Regions from separate parts of the Homo sapiens genome. Here region 2 is linked to region 1. Evidence: chromatin contacts called from ENCODE Hi-C or POLR2A ChIA-PET data. All regions are on one chromosome and are shown on one strand. Each heading gives the region's core, a stretch centred on a gene start or an enhancer-like site at or near the end of the contact. The rest is flanking DNA. Distances are from core to core; before and after follow the strand shown.

Evidence for each region. A loop is a pair of places that touch in the nucleus more often than their neighbours do. ChIA-PET counts read pairs that join two places held with the same protein, here RNA polymerase II (POLR2A). Pooled maps may share reads with other maps.
Region 2: a loop to region 1 is called in a pooled map, with 5 times the contacts of the local background. The contact joins the promoter of ACOT9 here to the promoter of PDK3 in region 1. A Hi-C loop is called at or near these places in 1 of 37 single-sample maps with no recorded cell type and 8 of 50 pooled maps. POLR2A ChIA-PET finds 5 or more read pairs at or near these places in 1 of 52 experiments (GM12878).

The regions. Positions count from the first base shown.
Region 1 is chrX:24,463,235-24,467,585 of GRCh38, reverse strand. PDK3 (pyruvate dehydrogenase kinase 3) reads right to left here and starts at 2,300. Exons shown (of 11, transcript NM_005391.5): 1 at 2,025-2,300. The coding sequence starts at 2,130. RefSeq lists a silencer at 2,240-2,559.
Region 2 is chrX:23,740,371-23,744,584 of GRCh38, reverse strand. ACOT9 (acyl-CoA thioesterase 9) reads left to right here and starts at 1,309. Exons shown (of 16, transcript NM_001037171.2): 1 at 1,309-1,460. The coding sequence starts at 1,441. RefSeq lists a silencer at 1,140-1,459 and an enhancer at 1,730-1,779.

The DNA of each region.
Region 1 (4,351 bases), core at 1,051-3,550:
TGATTAGCACCTGATTCATCTCTGGGTGTTACAAACTAGCCTTGTCACTTCTAGCAAATTCCACTACAACTATATCTAGCACTTCTGTGCGCTTCCTTATAAGGAAAACCTTAAATTATTATGCTTCTCTCATGACCTTAGTGAATCCCTCCACCCCTCCCAAAATAGGTCAGAAGACTTTTATAGGAAATATCTATCAAAAGATTTGGTAGTTTTCTTTTAGAAAGTTCATGCCTCTTCCTTTGAAATCACAATCGTATAGTGGTGAGCTGTGCTTTTAAAGATCGCCTGATACAATCTACTCATTTTATTAATGAGGAAAATGAACCCCAAGTGAGGTTTGGTCACTTAGTCAAGGCCACATTCTGAGCTAGTGGCAGAGCCAGAATTAGAACATTTGTTTCCAGATACTGGCCTCACAGGTTTTCCATGATAACACTATCCTCCACTGTGGTTTTCCTACTCACATAACATCCTTACCAAAATACCTATTAACACGGGTAGACACTAGCTGCTATGGAAATCAACTAACCAAAATTTTGGCTGGCTATTGGAGCTATCACTTAAACTTTGAGGGTGGAAAGAACTGGGAGTTTCTGGATTCCTTTTGTTCCTTTTATTGTGAATTATCCTGTTTCAGTTTACACTAATGAAAGGCTGATACCTTCAGAATCTTCCCTAAACCATAAAGATGGAAAACTTGCCTATATTTATAGCAATAGCAACATTTTCTAAACTCTAAAGTCAGAAACTGCCTCAAACCTCTACAATTCTCGAGATAGTAAGTAAAACTACCAATAGCTTTTGGGAGTGAAGTTTGAAGATGCAGAAATCAACGTGTCATTGAACTTTGACTTTCATCATCATTCTCTGGCAAATTGGCTTCTAAAATTTTAATTTGGTCTCAACTTTAACCTATTCCTCTCTTCCTATCCTAGCTTTTAAAAAAAAAAAAGTATGGACATCACTTTTTGCATATCAGGTCTTCCTCAAATGTTCTACCTACTCTGCACTTTAGTTTTTATGCCCAACTGACACTATCACTGACACCCTTGACATTTACATAAAATTCATTAAATGAACAGACACCCTACGATTTCCCCTGGAGAGCTTAGAACATCTTTGCTGCTGGATTTGATTTTCCTCCAGGGATGCTGAGTTCCATTCTGATACCTCAATGCATGCGTTTTACTTTTAGGTGTTTCACAACCAGCTCCTTCGTTTTCTGGGGAAACATGATTCAGTTAACAGAAGGTGGTGGAATCTATTCCCATCTCAGCTAGGCCTGAGGCAGGCTGGGAACCCGAATCTTCTTTGGTCCCACCTCAATCCGTGAAAGCCGCCCACCAGCCCACCGGACAGGGAGAATGTGGGTGGGACACCAATGGAGAAGAGAAACGAAAGGTGCTGGCACTAAAGCCAGAGTTGTATTAGACCCTGCTCTGATGCTAGGATCCCAGACGTCCGCTCTTCCCAAGCATCTAAGGCGTCTGCAGGCCAGGCCTCTAACTGATTTAACATAACCTGATGAAGACAACAGTTCGAGTCCTGCCACTCCAGCCACACAGCAACACCTTAGAGCAGAAAAGGAACAAAATGCCATTGCATAATTTATTCAACCTCAAGGTATTTCTAAACAGTTCTTACCCAACCAAAAAAAAAAAATTCTAAAAATAAAAACATTAAAAAGCCACCCACATCTCGTTCTGAAGTTTTAAGGGCTGTGAGGTTTGTGTCAAGCAGATTTGAAGCTAACGACCGCAGGTTTGGGGAGTCTCGCCTGCGATGAGGGTCCTGCAATGAGACGCCGTTTCTGTGTCTCCGGGTAAGTCCCAGGCTGGGTGCGAGGGGGCCAGGCCCTGCCCCTCCGCGCCCCGAAATCCGAGCCCCAGGAGAGCCCCCCGGATATTCCCTAGCCCCGCCTGCGGTTCCCACAGACTTTACCCCGAAGCTGCGGAGATCCGGGGTGGCAGCCCGAATGGCGGCGGCCCCGGGCCCATGGGGACCCTTGGCCCCGTACTCACCGAAGTCCAGGAATTGTTTGATGGAGAGCGGCGACGGCGAAAAGCGCGAGTAGCGCTCGATCTGCTTGGGCACCGGCTGCTTCAGCAGCCACCGGAACAGCCGCATCCTCGCCCGGGCGGCGCACAGACCCGCCTAGACGCCCGGGTGGCCGCAAGGGCTGGCGCAGCCAAGCCGCACGGATAGGGCACGTTTGCGAAGCGCGCACCCCGGCCTCGATCTCGGCCTCGGCGCCGCCGGTGCAGCCGCCGCAGCAGCAGCAGCAGCTCCAGGACAGCGGCGGGCCGCCCGCGGCTTCCCTAGGCTCCGCCTCGCTGGGCGGAGTCGGTTGCTGCACGTACGCGGCGCGCGAGGGGAGGCGAGGAGCGCGAGGGGCACGCGGCCGCGCGCGCCCTCCACTGATTGGCCGCCGCTGCCTCTGTGACGTTTGTGTTTTGTCCGGGCGCGGCGCCAGAGACCCCCCTCCCTGGCTCATGGGACTCAGCCCAGCCCAGCAAGTGCAGCCGCTTTCAGCTCCGCCTCTGGCTGGGTTCTCCGCTGCCGAAAGGTAGCCGAGGTGCCCGCGGACCGGGAAGAGGCCAGGAGCCCGGAATCCGATCCTCCGCGCTGCTCAAGACCCTTCTCAACCGCAGGCGCCTTTTCCGGGAGGAGGACTTGCCGTTCGCTGCATCCTGACACTTAGATTTTACAGCCTAACTAGACTGACTCTGTTTCGTGGCCCAGCCCCACCCCCACCTCCCTGCCTGACTCCCAAGAGAACACCTTTGGAACACCTTTGGACTGGATTGTTAGTTCGCTGATTCTCTTTTTCGTGGTTCCTTTCCCCTCCTTCCCGCACAAGATTAAGTGACTGATTGCATTTCATGTCCCCCCACCACCACCGTTGGACGGGATCCATTGTGAGGTCAAGGGTCAATAACACCCCCTACCTCCCCAATGCCAGTGGACAGGATAATTGCAAGGTCACTGACTCTGTTTCATACCCCCCCACCCCACTACTACCATTGGAAAGGATCAAATGTAAGGTCACTGGCACTTTCTTTCATACCCCTTCTCTACACCACCACCATAGGACAGCCCCCTTCACGCTTCACCACCACTTTTGGACAGGAGTCTATGCTTACACAGTGTTGGGTATTCTTTATCTCAAGTGAACTTGAGAGCCTGGCATGGTGACATGCACCTATAGTCCCAACGACCCTGCAGGCGGAGGTGGGAGGATCACGTGAGCCCAAAAGTTCAAGATCTGCCTAGGCAACATACCCAGACCCCCCTCTCAAAAAAAAAAAAAAGTGAACTTGAACTCAGGGCTCAGTATATGAAATTGTTATTTCCTATTATGAGTGAATAAAGTACAGCTTACTTTAGCCATTTCCACCAAACCTTGGCTTTTTTTTTTTTTTTGGCAATATGTAAACATAAACATATGTAACTAAAAGGACAGGAAGAATGTTCTTTAAGGAAAGGTACAAATGTGACTGGAAGCCACTCCTTGGGTCTCTGATTGGACTAGTTTTCTCACTGAATGAGATTATTGGTGGGTAGCTATTTAGCTTTTGTGCCTTCAGTGGACGTTTATGCAGCCAATTCTTTGCTTAATAAAATAGTTGCATCTCTACTCTGAATGTAAAGAAAAGTAACATACACAGTAAAAGACCTCGGCCAGGTGCGGTGGCTCACGCCTGTAATCCCAGCACTTTGGGAGGCCGAGGCGGGCGGATCACGAGGTCAGGAAACCGAGACCATCCTGGCTAACGTGGTGAAACCCCAGCTCTACTAAAAGTACGAAAAATTAGCCGGGCGTGGTGGCGGGCCCCTGTAGCCCCAGCTACTCAGGAGGCTGGGGCAGGAGAATGGCATGAACCTGGGAGGCGGAGCTTGCAGTGAGCCGAGATCGTGCCACTGCACTCCAGCCTGGGCGACAGAGCAAGACTCCATCTCAAAAAAAAAGACATCCAGTGGTCTTCTAGACTTTTGGATTTTCAAGAACATCTTGGTCATCTTCATCTTGGTAGAAGTATGTAGACTACCATGTCTTTTCCATTCAAATTAAATCAAAGCATTAAAAAAGACATACTAACAACTTATTTAACCAGGAGCTTTACCAGAAGAGCTAAGTAATCCAGTTGGTGTGCATGGGCAGACAAAGAGAAGACCAGTGGCCTGTGGTTCCTAAAGTGACTTTCAGGTGCTACCTGGAAGTGGAGCGATAATTGGTGGCAGTTGTCAGTGAGCAGGAAGAAGCTGGATGTTTGTGGAGAGGGAGATTTTCTCAGCCTAAGCAACAAAGCGCTGATCTTTCTGAGCTTGCAAATCGCTTGTTTCACTT
Region 2 (4,214 bases), core at 60-2,559, 720 kb after region 1:
TAAAAGCAGGGAAAATTCAGTAGAAAGAGAAAGCCGAAGACCATGCTCCATGTGTAACTCATGAAGTGATTCAAAACAGAAAGCTAGCTTAATTCAAATCAATACATTTTTACTAAGTATGGGGTATTGCGAAAAAGCATATGGCCCTTGCCTTTTAGGAAATTGCCGTATTTAGAGGCAAAGCAAGACTTGCTTATATTCTCAAAAGATCCCCACTCGTTACCTTATTTCCCCTTTAAACCGCTTTACCATATTTGAGATCATGTTATTTGCTAACTTGTTTGTTGATTTGTTTTCCTTCCTTATCAAGAGGCAAGCCCCTTAAGGGCGGGGATTTTTGTCCTTTTTTCTTTTTGCAACCCCAACCTCTGCAATAGTGCCTGGCACAATGCAAACAGCTCAATAATAATTCGTTGAAAGAAATGGAGAATTAGATCGTAGGGTGAAATAATCTTAAACTCTCTGGCCTTGAATCTCTCTAGCTCGCCCAAGATATCAAACATTGGGGGTCAGGCCGAGAAGAGGAGAGGAACAATTTTTTCCTGTTAGGTCAGTGGTTTTTAGCCTTTGGTTACATTAGCATCACCTGGGGGCATCTTTAGACATCATCCCGAAGCCCAGACCGCACCCAGGACTAAACTAGAATCTCCAGCCAGTGGGTCTCAAGCATCAGTTTTTTGTTGTTTTTTTTTTGAGACATTGTCTCCTTCTGTCGCCCAAGCTGAAGTGTAGTGGTGCGATCTCGGCTCACCGCAACCTCCGCCTCCCAGGTTCAAGCGATACTCGTGCCTGTCCCCCGAGTAGCTGGGATTACAGGCGTCTGCCACCACGCCTGGCTAATTTTTGAATTTTTAGTAGAGACAGGGTTTCGCCATGTTGGCCAGGCTGGTCTTGAACTCCTGACCTCAGGTGATCTGCCCGCCTAGGCCTTCCAAAGTGCTGGAATTACAGGCGTGAGCCACCGCGCCCGGCCAAGTATCAGTATTTTGGAAAGTTGCCCAGGAGATTCCAATGTGCAGCCAAGGGGAAGAACAGACGGAGCCAAGGCGCGGGGATCAAGGATAAAGGAGACAAGCTCCACTAGGCAGAGCCGGGCCTCTTCTCGACGTCACGCCCTGGCGTTGCTGCGTGGTTCGTTTACTCAACCGAGAATAGGCCGGTCCTCGCTGTAGCAACACGACCCGCACAACTGATTGAGTGGGAAGCTCCGCAGAGGCGGACTCCAGCCTCCCGCCAATGAACGGGTAGGGTCCGCCCGGCACAGCGCGGCCACGCCCCCTGGACGCCGCGGTCCCGCCCCCGGACACCGCTGTCCGGCTCCCGGGCTGTCCTCAGCAAGGGCGCGGTCTGGTACTCGTGCGTCTTTTATCGCCTCAGTTTCCCTCCGCCGACTAGCGCGCGGGGCCCGGTTCTCCATCGCGCGCACGGCAGCCTAGCGCAATGAGGCGGGCAGCACTGCGGTAGGTGGCGGGGCGTGGAAGGGGCTGGCAGGGCGGTAGCCTGGGGTGCCATCGTCTTCCCCTAGAGCTTCGGGCTGGCCCCGGCGGAAGAAGTGGGCCACGCATGGGCATTTGGGCTCTATGATAAGGGGCGCTCGCCCACTGTACCTCCGACCGGACATAAGCCCGCCGGCCTTTGGTTGGGAGAACCTCGCCCCCACTTTGGCGACTTCTAGCACTGAGTTTGATATTAAAAGCAAAGCAGCACTTTTAAGGGAGGAAGTTGGGTGTTCCCTAAAATTCCTTTGGCCTTGCTCATCCGGGGTGTGGTTGGTAGCCGCGTCGGGGTAGCCCCTTGTCAGAAAGATAATATTTGGAGTTCTATGTTACCTCTAGCCCTTCATCTTCCTTTGGAGAACATTTTTAGGATTAAATGCTTGACCTACTTCGGCTCTTACTTAAGTTTGTTGTAACATTGGCAGAGATTACAGGGTACCTTTTGGCTCCCAGGACCCTAGGACTGTGCGTCTAGGACCCTGGTGCCAATTTGAACTTAACTTTAATGAGCCGCAAAGCCCTTATAAGAGGCTGGGTGCTTTGATTGGGCCACGTGGGTAAGGGAGGATGCCTTTTTGTATATGTAATCTTCCCAGCTGGCACAGTTAAGGCCTGAGGGCCTTAGACTCCAGAGCGTGTCTAGCTCTCCCTAATCCCTTTCACCCGAGCATGCCACCCTTTCCAAGTTTTCTGCCTGGCTGCATCCCAGGGGGCTCACACCTGCTCCAGTTTCTGAAGTTATCTCGCTGCCAGTGGGCCTGTCCCCCTGATGTGACTCATAGTGCTTTTGACTCACATTAACCCCATCAATTCTCTTGGGGGTCCTGGATATCTCTCTCTCTCTCTCTCTCCCTCTCTCTCTCTCTCTCTCTCTCACTCACTCACTGTTCCTGGGGACTTTGTTATCAGTTGTAAGGGTTCTGTCTTGTTTATAGTACTTAAAAACAAACAAAAAACCTTTGTTAAACTATTTGAAGGCAGACTGAAAGTCATTATGAGAGGGGCCACAGTTGACTTTAGCTTGCAATGTGAAAGGTCTTCTACAAAAGCTCCATGGTCTTGTTCAGGTGCTTTCTCTTATAACCCTGTGTTCCTTTCTTGAAAATTCTATTGAGGCCGGGTGTGGTGGTGCACGACTGCAGTCCCAGCGTTTTGGGATGCTGAGGTGGATGGATCACTTGAGGCCAGGAGTTCGAGACCAGCCTGGCCAACATGGTGAAACCCCGTCTCTATTAAAAATACAAAAATTAGCCGGGAGTGGTGGTGCATGTCTGTAGTCACAGCTACTTTTGGAGGCTGAGGCAGGAGAATCGCCTGAACCGGAAGGCAGAGGTTGCAGTGAGCTGAGATCGCGCCCCTGCACTCCAGCCTGGGCAACACAGTGAGATTCTGTCTCAAACAAAAAACTATTGAACCTTAAGCGGATAATCTCTTAGTGTCTAGTGAGAGGAGGAGTTCACAAATGAATATAGACTGAGATGATTAGGTTCTTTGACTGGTGGGCAACCTTTGTAGCTTCTTTTCTTTTTTAGACTTGCAAGAGGCACCTTTGTTTAGTCTCTAAATAGAGGTTATTTCCTCAGAGTGGAGGGCATATGAGTGGTATTGCCTGTTATTGCACTGAACACTCTTCCTTGCCAACTGCTGTAAGCTTGGGACCCAGGGCTGAGCCAGGGTGAGTTATGTGACTCCCCAGGTAGGCCATGGAGGCCTTGAGTTTTCTTTTTTTTTTTTCTCTTTGAAATACTTTTTTTATTTCTTTGGGATATATGTCCAGAAGAGAAATTGCTGGATCATATGGTAGTTATATTTTTAATTTTTGGAGGAACTGCCTCATTATTTTTCAAAATGGCTGTACCAGTTTACATTTTCACCAATAGTGTACGAGGGTTCCCTTTTCTCTACATCCTCACCAACACTTGTTATCTTTTGTCTTTTTGTAATAATCATCTTTTTATTATTATTATTATTATACTTTAAGTTTAGGGTACATGTGCACAATGTGCAGGTTAGTTACATATGTATACATGTGCCATGCTGGTGTGCTGCACCCATTAACTCGTCATTTAGCATTAGGTATATCTCCTAATGCTGTCCCTCCCCACTCCCCCCGCCTTGAGTTTCTTGATCTCCTTTGATTGGAAAGGTTCAGTTACAAGGTCCTGGGATTTGAGTGTTGCAAAGGCCTCTCCACAGTAAAGGCCTAGAGGTTTTGCTATAAGTAAGACTCCTGAGGGCTTATCAGGAGATAAGCCAGTAACCCTGAGGTACTGAAGTGTTGAGTATTGATTAAAACCATTCTCCCACCTCCTCCACCTCAGTGCGGTGTGTGTGTGTGTGTGTGTGTGTGTGTGTGTGTGTGTGTGTGTGTATGTATTGGGGGAGATCGGAAGAACTGGGCTCTATCTGGACTCTGCTGGTGTGCCTGTTGACTGGCACTGGGGGAAAGTCGTCTGAAACTGGGGCCTCAGTTTCTTAAGGAGGTTGGTTTGAATCAGAATCTTCAAATATAGGGGGATCTGAGGGTACAAAAAGGGTCTGTGCACCTCCTGAAATAGTATATACCATTGTGTGTGTGAGCAAAAATGTATTCCAACCCTTCCCACGCCCGCTCGAGGTCCACAGTTTCCATCAGATTATCAGTAAATAGGATACCAAATGTAGTGAAAAGTTACCATTACATGCCAGGCGCGGTGGCTCACGCCTATAATCCCAGCA